Linked DNA regions of Mus musculus: region 1 is linked to region 2. Evidence: chromatin contacts called from ENCODE Hi-C data. All regions are on one chromosome and are shown on one strand. The core of a region is the stretch at or near the end of the contact, and the rest is flanking DNA. Distances in the headings are between cores, read along the strand shown.

Region 1 (6,272 bases), core at 2,434-4,933, 500 kb after region 2:
GGCACTGGCCAGAGCTTTCAAAGGTGGTATAAGCTTGGGCTGTGCCCTCCTCTACTTCCTGTTCGCATAGGACAGCCAACTCGCCCCAGAAGCGGGTCCTGACCACCTCTTTATATAATTGCTCTCTTAGAGGCTGTTCCCCAGAAGAGAGAGAGAGCTGAATTAGATGACAGGGCAGAAGAGACTGGATCTCCTGCCTGCCCCACTACAAAGCCCAGACTCTTTCCTCCTTGAGAAAGCAATTCTATCTTGACATGTGGCTCTCTCTATAGATAACCAATACCAGGGGTAAAAGGGGTACCAGGGCCATCAGTGAAGTCCTCACTGCCTCGCCTCTGACCGCCTATTTCACTGAGACACAAAAGTGCAACCCAGAAGCTGAAGTCCTCAGTCTGTCCCCAAGTCAGCTGGGAGGTACAACTGTATACCTCTCCTCCTGACCACCTCTCCAGGCAAACTGTTCATTCCTCTCATGCCTGCTTTGTAGAGCAAGAAGCAATTGCTTCATGGCCATAGAAGGATGCCGGCTAGAGGGGGCTTATAGGACCCTGCTCTGGGGATTGCAGCCAAGTGTCATATTGCAGAATGAATACCTCTGCCCATTTTTGGGGTCCTAACACAGCAATTGGGACCTCTCCTCTGCTCTCTTCAGTCCATATGCCTTAATGCCTCTTTTATGGGCTTTTTGGAGCCCCAGACTCAAATTTCTGCCCTTCAGGCAGAGACCAAGGAATCCTGAGAGCCTCCTCTGGGTCTGAAGAGAGTAAGTGGGCATCTGACCCCGCTAATGCCTGAAGATCATCACTGCCAGCCTAGTTTCTCCTTCCCACCCCAAAACCCAAGGATGCTAGGCCATTTGCTCCAGTAGAGTAAACTCTGGAGGAGCTCGGCATTCTTTCCTTTTTCTTGTTGGGAAGCCGAGAAGGGCAGCAAGCAGCCAATTTGGAGGGACAAAGGGCCTGAAGGCCAGCTCTGCCAGCCCAGCGGGGGGAGCTCGGCCACCAGGCAGGCTGCCCCCACCCCCACCCAAAGAGTCCCCCCCTCTGGTCTCCTCGGATCGATCAGGGGAGCCTGGCCGTGTAGTTTACAGAGACTTTCCCAAGCAGGCTTTTGGAAAGCTTAACATTTTCGAACCTATTCTTCCACCCCAGTGACAGATTTATCCCAGGAAAATTATGTCTCCTCCTCTAGCTTTGAAGGGAAGTCAGCTATGTCGATGCTGAAAAAAAAATGCAGCGAGACATACTCGATCCCCCAAACTGGCTCGAGAAGAGGAGAAAGTATTCAGGAAACGTTAAAAAAGGTGAAAGTAAGAATAGTTTTAATCGCTCTGCCAGACGCGGGGGTCTCTCCAGAGATTCGCAGAGAACAATCCTGAGCCTCTCTCTCTCTCTCTTTTTAACATTTACAGACTTGCAACTCCTTTCAAACTCTACATCTGAAAAAGAAAACGCCTGGTTCTTTTTCTGTTTTATATCATTCTCCATTTTTCTTCTTAGCTCTTAAAATGCCTCACCTTTTTATTACATTTTAATAGAGTTTTCCTTTCTCCTTTCATGCTCGCTTAAGTTGGTCATTATTTAAAGGTTTTTAAACTTACAATATCCCACTCTCTAAAAACAACACCAGCCACCCTGAGGGTTTGGCTTCCTTGTGGTACATCCAAGGAGTCTGGAAATTGGCCCCATTTCAAGACAAGAATATTGAATGTTGTAGAAATCAATCAGTTCTCAGCCCCTGCCCCAGTAGCTCCCTGTACTCAGCAGCCCTGCGGGAAGCCGCCAGCCGACTCAGTCCCCTGGGGTATCCACAGTGGAGCCCGGAGTCTAACTTGCAGGCCGAGTCTCCCTGTGCAATTGACCCTTCTGATCAGTTAGCAGTTCTGTCCCTTTTTCAAACTGGGCGAACTGGGGGATTTCTCTACTTTCTTTTTCCCACTCTCCTTTTGTGGGCCCTGGCGACATATCCTCTTTCAAGAACTCCCCTTAAATTTGGGCCTCTCCTCTGAACCCTCTGCCTCCACCTGCAGCCGGGTAGAGGTGTGTGAAGATTGTAAGGGAGACTCCTGGATTCATTCATTTGCGGAGCAGGGAAGAGAGGGCACCTGTTGGCCTCGTCCTCCCCAGGGTCCCTTCCCCACTATTCTCTCCAGCTGACCCCAAGGCACCTTTTCGTCTTAACTCCTTCCCTTCTCAGGTGGAGAGCCCGCAGGCCTTTCTGGCTGATGCAGCTGGGGCTGGCAAGGGGCGGCGAGGTCCAAGCTACCTCTCCTCTCCAGGGTCCGGGAATGCACCTTACCGAAGGGGTCTCCGTCTTCTGCCATGGCGTTGATGCGCTTGTTGGCCAGGACCTGCACGTGCTTCCCGCTGGTGCGGCTGTAGAGCTGGTAGGTCCGGATGAGGCGGCGGCTGAGCTGATCCGTCACCAGGCTCTGCTCCCTCACATGCTGTGTAAAATTAGGTGAGGACTGAACAGTTACCTTTAGGAAATTGAAAAATACACAGCACGCCATTATAACGCTACTCCGCCCAGGGGCCCCGAGTTGGTCCCCATTGCCCTTGTACCCGCCTCCCGCCGCGCCAGGCAGCCAGCGGGGACTGGGGGCATCCCCACAACATGCCGGCTCAGGCCACCAACCCCCTCGGGGAAGTCGCGCAGACCCAGCCCAGGATGGATGGATGAACCCGGGAATGAGGGAGTCTGGACCCACCTGTTGGGAAACACCCTGGGGCTCCCGGCCAGCTCGGAGCAGGGAAGTGGGCTCCCTGCCCAGCGCAGGCCCCCCGCCCGGGCCTTCCTAGAGGAGCAGGGTGCTTTTAAGTAGCGAGGCAACGCTACCCGACCCGTGACATTTATAAAGACAAATTTACGGAGCAAATGTTGAGAATGCAAAGGGCCTAGGTTAACACGATCGTTGGCCCAAACCGGCCACAGGTCTCCCCAGAGAGCAGCGGCGAGGATATTCGCTGCAACTACATCCCAACTACCCTTGACAAGGAACACCCGCTGACTCCAGCTCCCGCCTTCCTAGGAGGCCAGGTGTGGCTACAGGTAGCCTTCCCATCCACCCGAACTGGCCAGTCGCTGGGCTCAAGACCCTTGGGTTCTAGTCTCTCCACTCACTCGCTGTGTGACTTTAGGCAGGACACTGTCTCTCTGTTCCTTAGATCCCTCCTCGGGGTAGTTTGGGGCTGGATTTGTAAAGTTCTTTCCAGCCCTGCTGCGCTGGCCGAAGGGTCGGTCCTCGTGTCCCTGCCCGAGAGTGTCAGCTGGGTTCCCCGCGCCCGGCCCCCGCTTCTGCGCAGCGCTCCTTACCTGGGCTTGGAGGCAGAGAACCAGCAAGTGCAACAGCCTGTGGGAGACAAAAGCGGGCAGGAAAGAGGCGCGGGGTGAGCGGAGAGGGCTCGGCGGGCGCTGGCCGACGGGGACGCGGGGGCGACCGCGGTACTCACAGGCAGCTCAGCGCGGAGCGGGGGCTGCCCATGGCGCGCGGCCCCGGGAGCACTGAGAGCCCGAGCGGGGTCACGCCGTCCCACTGGAGGCCGCGGGGGGACAAGCCGAAGGTGCGGAGGCTGAGGGAGGTCGGGGTGCGGGAGGCCAGCGGCTATCCCGACGCGGCTCGTGGAATGTCGTGCTCGCCGCGCGCGCCGAACCCCTCTGAGCCGCTGCTGGAGCCGGTGGCCGCTGGCTGCTCAGGAGCCCGAGCAGGCGGGAGGGTAACGGGCCTGTGGGGTGGGTGGGGAGGTGGGAAGGGAGGGGGAGGGCAGGGGCGGGGGGCGCCGCACCGGCCGCGAGGGGGGAGCGCGGGGCGGGCGGCCGGAGCCCGCACCCCCGGCTGGGCGCTGGGGCCGGGTCGCCGCCCGGGGCGGGGGCGGGGCGGCCGGGGGCGGGGCGGCGGGCAGAGCAGGGATTGGGGGGTCTGGCCCAGGGGAGGGGTCTAGGGACCCGCGGGAGGGGCGGGGGCGGCTGGTGTGGGCGCCTCCCACTACCCTTGCCTGTCTCTTCCAGCGTTCCGGGGGCGGGATCGTCCAGGGATTGGGGGGCGTCTGGGACAACATGTTTAGTGGGGTCCCGTACACTTGAGTCCTGCAGGACTGTTGATCTGCTTAGGGTCGGGTCTGCTTATCTCTGGCCTCCTAGAAGGTCTCTGGGTCGCCTAATGTGTGCTGCGGTCGCACGCGCCCCTCTTGGGAGCCTGCAGCTAACAGTGAACTGGGCCCCGGTGCTGAGCGTCCCCTTGGGCGCCACTGGAACCCGGTGCCTTCACCTTTCTAAAAACCCAACCCCGCTGGTTTTCTGTCTCACAGTCTCCAAAGAGGCTCTGGGAGGGAGAAATGCCCCTTGCCACCCCATTATCACCTTCAGCCTTGCTCCTGTCCATCCAACTGCACTAGTCTATAAAGCTTAAGAAAAACCTTGAAGCGTCTATGTGGTAAGAGCTCAGGGGTCTCTGAAGGACCCACAGCCACTGCTTCTGAGCAATTAGCAGGGGCAAAAATAACTACGTTCAGCAACATTCAGGACACGGACCCAAGCTGCCTAGCCTTTCCCCTTCTGAGTTCCAGGTTTTCCTTGAGCAGGTACCTGGTGTCTTGTGTCACTTGGAAGAGGGAGGTGCTGGTGAGAAGGTAGAGACTTCTGTAAGCCTTTTCAAGCCCGTCGCCCCATTGCTTTCTCCATAGGGTTTCTGGGAACCCTGAGCCACTATTTTGTTACCGCAGGCACAGAGATTTCCCAGGCCAGGTATTTTTGAAGACCAGGTGGCTCCGTGGATGTACCACCCAGCTCTGCCTTCATCCACAGCCTCCCCTCTACTGATCCTCTGTGCCTCCGGGGTAGAACTAGGGGTTTGCGGTGGCCCCAGAAAGTCTTTGTAGGCTAAAGAGAGGCAAGCAGGCCCTTGTCAGTCCCCATCCGGTTCGGCCTGCCGCCCCCCTTTTATGCATCCCATCTTGCAAATGCAAACACGGAGTAATATATATATATATATATATATATATATATATATATATATATATGGTTAGGGGAGTCCATCTCAGCCCTTCAAGTGCTGAGCAATATAGAGAAGAACTGGTTCCAAGGAGACAGTCTCAGCCCTCCTCAGAGTAGACTTCCTGAGCTCATAGGTGAGTCTCCTCACAAATTCTGTTCCCCGCTGTTTTGATCCACCCAGACCTGGAGGTGAGGGAGGAATCTGTCTTACAGGCCCAAGGATTGAAGCTCAGGGCAGAGCTGTAGCTCTGCAGGTAGTGTTGGATGGATGGATGGGGGCCACCTGACTGAGCCATTAGACTATCTTCCACCTTTGGTGGCTTCACCTGCCAACCGATGGTAGCTTTTATCTGTCAGTGATTTGGCAGGCAATAGCTCTTTTCAGTCCCACTGGAGAGTGGGCCCATGAAGGGGGAAATGGGGTAGACGGACTCCAGTGTCCAAGGGGTTGACAAAGGCCAACCCCTTGCTTTCTCTGTGTGCTTGCTGAGGGGCCTTTAGAATGACTTGTCTTTTTTTTTTTTTTTTCATTGCTTCAAGCTGACAAAGGTGATATCTGTTTGCTCACAGAATTTACTTCATGTGTGGAGCATATGAGATACTCAGGAGTGTTTATTCTTGAGTGTATCGACGAGTAAATGCCTAAACAGATGGAAAGCGAAGGATGGGCTCCCCTGGAAAAGGAAGGGCCCTCTCTTCACTATGGACACAAGACTTTGAAAATAAGTTTGAGTCACAAGACACAGGTAGGGATCAGGAAGCAGTCTGTCAGTAGATCCTGGGTTTTAGTTCCTCCCAGGTGTGGTGTGTGTGTGTGTGTGTGTGTGTGTGTGTGTGTGTGTAGGGCCGAGCACCTGAGTTGTAACAGGGTTAGGGAGCCTCCAGAGATGAACCTTATTGATTCACCATCTGTGAATCACCTCCCTCACCCTCAGTGGACACCAGCGCGGCCTCTCCCCCCCCACCCCCCAAAAGGTCCCAGGTCTCCCAGGTTTTACTCCTACATTTGAACTCTGCTTCCCACTTCTGAGAGACAGAATTCTTTTACATGTGAAAACTCCTATGGATTCAGAAGAGCTTCACCTAGCTCTTCAGGATCCTTCTGGTCTCCCCAAAATGTCCTGTCTTTGGGAGGGGGGCGAGGATAGATGTGCCTCCCCCACAGTGGGCACCCAGAGCAGGCGGTGACTGACAGATGCAAATGTGCCATCGGGCTCCCGCAGGCCGCTCTCCCTCCCTCCCTGGCTAGCCTGCCTCCCGGCCAGCTCCCTCCTTCCTTT
Region 2 (6,199 bases), core at 909-3,408:
CCTCCTCTTCCCCTTCTCTCCTGCCAGAGTTTGGGACCCTTGAGTACAAGAGCCTCATTCAGGGGACTCCAAGCAAACTGGATCTACCCACTCCTGGGAGACACCCAGTTCTTACCCATCAAAGATGTCAGATGAGTTCCCATACAGCAAATAAGGTCAAAATGATTGTACAAGGTGGAGGGGAATGGCCCTGGGCCAGACGGTGCTCTCAGAGGAGTTGAGAGATCACAAGAATCAAAAAGGAGAGCAAGCTTCTGAATCAGAGAGTTCAGTGGGAGGATTGGAAGAAACCCAGTCGCCAAAGTTCCGACTTCCTCTTCCTATCCACACGCCCTCCCGGGACTCCTCACACACCCCAGTCACCCGCCCAGGGACTTTTTAGCTGGACCCTGAAATCTCCTCCGCTGCCCCAGAGGGACACCCATTGCAGGGACACCCATTGCAGGGACACCCATTGCAGGGACACCCATTGCAGAGGCTGCTGTTCCTGTGTCCCTGAGCATTGAATTATTGTGGCTCGAGTCCAGCCTCACTCCATCTCCAATGGAAGGAATTATTCTGACAAAATAACTGTTGGTAGTCTAATTTAGGGGAAATCCCAAACAAAGAGGGGGGGAGAAATATTCCATAAATTGTTATGGACTTGTGTTCTAAGGGGAACCCTGCAGACCCAAATGAAACAAGTTGTTTCTTAGCAAAGGACAATAATTCACTTAACCCATCCCCCAGGCTCATCAGATTCACCCCAGGTTACTTGGGTAGCCCCAATCATTTCCACCACCTACTCTCAAGCCAGACTTCCTTCTCAAGAGGACAGTCTGGGTCTGGCACCACTCTATATAAGTAATGGCCACTAGTTCTGATGGCTTTTGTCCCGTAGGGATTGCTACCCAGTCCCTGAACTTCAGAGAGTCCTTCTGCCATAGTCCTATCAACCTGGCTGAGCTAGGATTAGTCATCTTGGGTTTTATATTCTGTCCTGGGCCATGTCTATAACAGGAACAATAGCCATGACTATAAATAAAATACCATAAACCCTTACTTTGCCTGGTTCCCAGATAAGCTTTATTCATTTGTTACTTTACAACTTGTTGAGGTAGTTATGACTAATATTTCTCATTTTACAATAAGAAAAATGGGGAGATAGCCAGGATCCTATCTAAAGACATGCGCTTGTTGGGGATTAATTGGGATTGGAACACTATTATTGTTCCCCAACTCAGGTCTGTGCTCTTATTCTCTGATCTCTGTGACTCTTAACCAGAGGTCTCTCCAGGCTCTGTGAACAGGTTTCAGGAGTTCTGAAGACTCCAACACTCCGTGTAAACTTCATCTACAAGCCTGAGTGGATATATAATATATATATATATATATATATATATATATATATATATATATATATATATATATATATATATATATTTCTGTGTCTAATATTATGTAACACAGTGGATTCTCAAAAGGGTTGGAGATCCAGAAAAGGCAAAGGGTAGAAGGAGGCCGACAGGGGGAAGGGAGGCAGGCCAATGGGGAACAGGAAGAAAGCTTCCTCCTCCCAGGCCTAGGAAGCAAGAAGCCAGCTGCTCCAAACACCAGGCTGGGCTCCAAGCCTACTTCTGAACCTGCCTGGCTCTCCCTTTGCCAGGCACAGCTCTCCTGACCTCTGCCTAAGGCTGTGGGGGCAGGGTTTGCGCCTGGGCTATTCTTTAGGGAGCACACACACAACTGCTCCCTTCCTTCTTTGGTGGAATGAATTCCTTTAGAGCACTGTCAAGGCACTTCCTGCTCATGGATGGAGGGACTAAATGTTTTTTTGTTTTTTTTTTTTTTTTTGCTTTTTTTGTTTGTTTGTTTGTTTGTTTGTTTGTTTTGGAAGCTGTGAAGGAAGCACTGACACACAGACACCAAATGACAGAGACATCAAAGGATGGAGACACCAAAGAATGGAGACAGGCTGAAATGCAAGAGTCCCCCAGGGATGCTTGAGGGCTGTGTGGTACCCAGTCTCTAGATCCTCTCCTTTTGTTCTAGGCCTTTGCCCCCACTCATCCAGGGTCAGAATGGCCTCTTCCCCTCTCTTCCTGGCAACTCTTTCCCTATGCCAGTGCCCAGCTCATCACCTTGGGGAACTCCTCCCAGGCTCCCTCAGCAGACCCCCTGAGAGTCACTGTCACCTTGCCAGACATGTGATGGTTTGTCTGTCAACCCTTCTGCTTCTCTCTCCATCTGGTTGTGAACTTGGGGAGGACAGGGCAACCATTTCTCTGTGTGCCCCCTGTGCCAGCCCGGGGCACGTAGAGTTCCCCAGATAGTTGTTGAATAAATAAACTAAACAGATAAGAGACAAAGAGAGACAGGCAGAGAACTCACTCAGTCTTGGCCCCTGAGAGAGGACATGAGAGTGTGCAGGAGAGGGTAGGTACATTGTTTTGGTCAGCTGCATGCAGACTGGTGCAGCACCCTGCTGCTCACGCCTCCAATACGTGCAGAAGGGTGCAGAGACTTCGTTCTTTGACGCTTTTTGCGGGGTGGGGGAGGGGTACTCTTGGGGGAAGCTAGGATCTGGATCCACTGTGGCCTGGCTGATAACTGGACTTCGTTTCATTTTGTTTTGTTTTAAACAGGATTGATTCCCTGCCATGGGATAGGTTCAGAGATAGAGAGGAAGAAAGGACAGAAGATTGGGTTGGAGTGAGGAGCAGAAAGGAGGGGCAGAAAACGCACCAATTGTATCCCAGTAGCTGGGGGGGGGTCGTCTGTGAAGATGGTAAAGAACCCTGTGTGTCTAAGCAGGGTTCACTAGTTCTGTTCCAAGCAGAAGTTGGCTTTGAAAAACCAGAAGCATTTGGGTAGGTGGTTGAGGGATAATCCTTTAGAAGCAAGGGAAATAGACCCGGTAAAGGTGTCTGCCCGGGAGACAGGGCCTCCTTCTGTTGCGTAGGCAGTGAATTACTGGCCTGGAATGAAACCCCAGACCCTGGTGTACCCCGGAAGGTTATTGGAGTGCTGTTTAGCCCTTGCCTGGAGGGGCTGAGGAACAGCATCCTGCCTTTGGGGATGGTCCAACAATGCAGGTCTCCTTCCACCTTCCAGCTTTTGACATTCTTTTTTACTAACTTGGGGGGGGGGGGAGTCGTGGTAACCCTGTTAATGGTAGCCGTATTCTCTGCTCCACCGAGGTTTCTTTGCCTTGGGGAGGGTGCTGGGCACAGGAGACATCGAAGTCTTGGGATATTATGCATGGTGGAAAGGCTGGGGCAAGGAAGTGGGAGAGGAGGCCAGGGTACTAAGAGCCAGTATTGGCGGCTAGGCGGGTGTGGGGGGCTGGGGGGCTGGGGGGCGGGAAGAAAGGCCTGAGTCAGGCTTCTCATAATAAACGGCACGTGAATAATTCAGCAGCCTGGGGGATCATTGCATTAGAGCCATGGCCACCCCATACTGCCGAAACAGCGGGCTCACCAAAGAGCTGGGGGCTCACCTACCAGCAAAAGTAAGAGACTTGGGTAGAGGTCCCCTTGCCCCTAGGCGGCTTGAATTATGCCCAGGCTGAATCCTACCAGCGCCCCTGTCCTGGATCTCCTTGGAGTTCTCTAGTCAATGACCACCTTCTGGACAGCAGTTGCCCCATCTAAGGCTCTACAGTGCTCCCAGTGCTCTCAGACTGTGGGCAAGAGAAAACATGTCCAGATGGGGCCAGGGTAGGAAAAGAGGATGTGAGTGTCTGCCCTGAGAAAGCCTGGCAGCTGAAGGGCCCTGACGGAAAGTGGATGTGGCTCTAAGCAAAGCCAAGAACAAGGGTTTCCTCCAGAGCTTGGAGCCCAGCTCCCTCCAGGCTGCTGTGGGCCACTGGGATTTCCCTTGAGATTGAAGTGAGTTACTGGCAAAGTGACAACAGAGCCCTCCACGGGCTCAAGTCCCCAGGGTACCCTAGCCCATGGCACCCGCAGGTCCAGTTTCCATGATGTCAGACCTTTTTCCGAACCCAGCACATTCTGTCCCTGGAAGGAAGTGCTAGGATACTTGTCCCGGAAGCCTGGTTTCGTTTCCCCAGAATCTGTTCCCCCTGGCCTTGCCCGCTCTCTTCCTGACCTAGAAGGCTGCAACCACAGAGTCCCACGTCTACTCACACCTTTAACTCCTTCAGAAATCCACAGATCCCTTCACTTTCTGCCCGCCGCTTTATACTTCGTTCAACCCGTCTGGTGGGTTCTTCGGCTGCCTGCTCCTTTCTCCTCCCCTCTTCCTCTTAGTGAATCTTAGGCCAGGACCCTCTCTCTGGCTCTAGAAGGATCTTCAAAGTGTTCTGCCCAGCCGGATCCCGGCAGGAGGCAGCTCACTCAGCCCCTGGGCTGCCGCACCTCCCTCCCTCCATCCCTTCCGCAGCCCTTTCCGATTGATTTGAATTTGTTCTGAGGAGCTTGGTCCGCAGGTCTGGCTCCTGGGAAAGCCTGGATTTACTGTGCAGCTCCTGCAGAGGGCTTCTTTCTAAGCTTAAGGCAGCCCAGGTATCCTCATAGACACATCGCCGCAGGCGAATCTTAGCTGGCTGTGTGGCCTTAGGTAGGTCTTAGCCTCTCTGAGCCTTGGTATCCACCATTGTGCGGAAGGTTTAGGAAGGGCAACAGAAGGCTAAGCATTTTCTTTTGTTTAGGGAAGTGGACTGCCTGTGCTGAAGCCTAAGCAGGAAGCAAGGTTGGAGAGACCCCGCCATTTGTTTTAACGAGTATTTTGGAAACAATTGGCAGTTGTTTCTTTTGTTTGGTTTGTACAGTAGATTGGGCTGCCAGGCACGTGAATCCTCTCTAGTACTTGCATATCTCCATTTGCTGAAAAGAACTTTGAGATTCAGCCTTGGTGTGCCTCACAAGCATTATATGAATCCAGAGTCCAATCTGAGCATCTCTTGCGTTTAAACCGGGGTGTCTTAATCTCTTGGATGAGGAGTGGAGCCTGGCAGAGTGAACAGAAGAGCATTGCTTGTTTCTGACTAAGAAAGTTTTGAAAGCTTCATTTTATTTTCGTTCTTTCTGTTTTTGTTGTTGTTGTTTTGTTATGTTTTGTTTGTTTGTTTTTCGAGACAGGACTTCTCTCTGTGTACACCTGGATGTCCTAGAATTCACTCTGTAGACCAGACTGGCCTCAAACCCACAGAGCCCCACTTGCCTCTCCGCCTCTTGTGCTGGAATTAAAGGTGCACGCCGCCATGCTCCACTCAAAGCGTCATTTTTAAGTAAACGATTTTGGTGGCATCCAAGGAAGGATGGAAATAAAACTCACAGAGGGACTTCCAGGGACTTTCAGCAAGTTATAGGAGAAACCCACGGGGGTTGGGAGTGGGGTGGGGAAGCAGTGTCTTCCCGGCCAAGAAAAAAAACCATCATCGTCACCTGTCTGTCGTCCTGAGGGGCTATATCCCTGCAGACCAATAGGAAGCAAGAACTCAAGAGTGCCCCTCCAGTCTCTTCCTCTCCAGCGAGACTTCTCAGCAAATAAGTGATTCCTGAAACTGCAGAGGTGGCCTTGGCTGTAAGGAAGCAGAGTGGAAATTGGAGCCTGAGACCCTCTGGGCAGGCAGCGTGGGCTTGCGCGCGGCTCTCCGGGACGAGGTCGTGGCCCTGTGGTAGCCGGTACAGACCAAGCGTCCTGCGCCACAAGTCCCATTACGTTGTATTTATGTTTCACTTTATTGTTTTTTCCCCCTCTCTTATTATGGTCTCACTCTGGGGGAGGCAAAAGATATAATATATTCATCTTTATTATACCAAATCTGTGTGAAGCATTTAATAAAACGCTGTTTCCCCACAGCCAGGGACATTAGTATGAGCCATTCTTAAGTTAATGCTCCTGGGCAGAGAGCGCCTGCGTCACAGCGCCTGCTGCTGGCGGATGGGGAGAAGCGCAGGCTACTCTGCGTCCTGGGTGTTTTCTCTAAGGCGCGGTGTCTGCGTGATTCCTGGGGCTCCTGCACCTAAAGAGGGTATCAGAAGCTCACAAAAGCCCGCTTCGTTCCTAACCCTGGTTTGCACGAAGGAAAACAGATGGGAATTCATCACTGACCCTGTTGTAGGGTTTTGGGGAGACTAAGGATAATCAGGATGCAAGATCTTGGGGATGGGTGGTGGTGGTGGGGGTGGGGGTGGAGATGAAGGCCAGAGAGGAAGGAATCAGGAGACTGCAGGAGCGGTTTCAGACAGCTTGG

What was found. Hi-C counts contacts between places; a loop is a spot of excess contacts on that map.
Region 1: a loop to region 2 is called in a map of mouse embryonic stem cell, with 4 times the contacts of the local background. The contact joins the promoter of Fgf8 here to the enhancer-like site in region 2. A Hi-C loop is called at or near these places in 3 of 37 maps with a recorded cell type or tissue (T-helper 1 cell, T-helper 17 cell and mouse embryonic stem cell).

What each region holds. Positions count from the first base shown.
Region 1 is chr19:45,739,201-45,745,472 of GRCm38, forward strand. It overlaps Fgf8 (fibroblast growth factor 8), which reads right to left and starts at 3,684. Exons shown (of 6, transcript NM_001166361.1): 1 at 3,453-3,684; 2 at 3,316-3,352; 3 at 2,711-2,797; 4 at 2,299-2,479. The coding sequence starts at 3,484. RefSeq lists enhancers at 797-2,451, 1,264-2,029.
Region 2 is chr19:45,238,626-45,244,824 of GRCm38, forward strand. No RefSeq gene overlaps it. Among named protein-coding and RNA genes, the nearest start is that of Lbx1, 4.9 kb to the left of the region's middle. Within about 2 kb of position 2,159, at least 1 of the 3 ENCODE cell types and tissues checked has a DNase peak (open chromatin) inside an H3K27ac peak, as active enhancers do.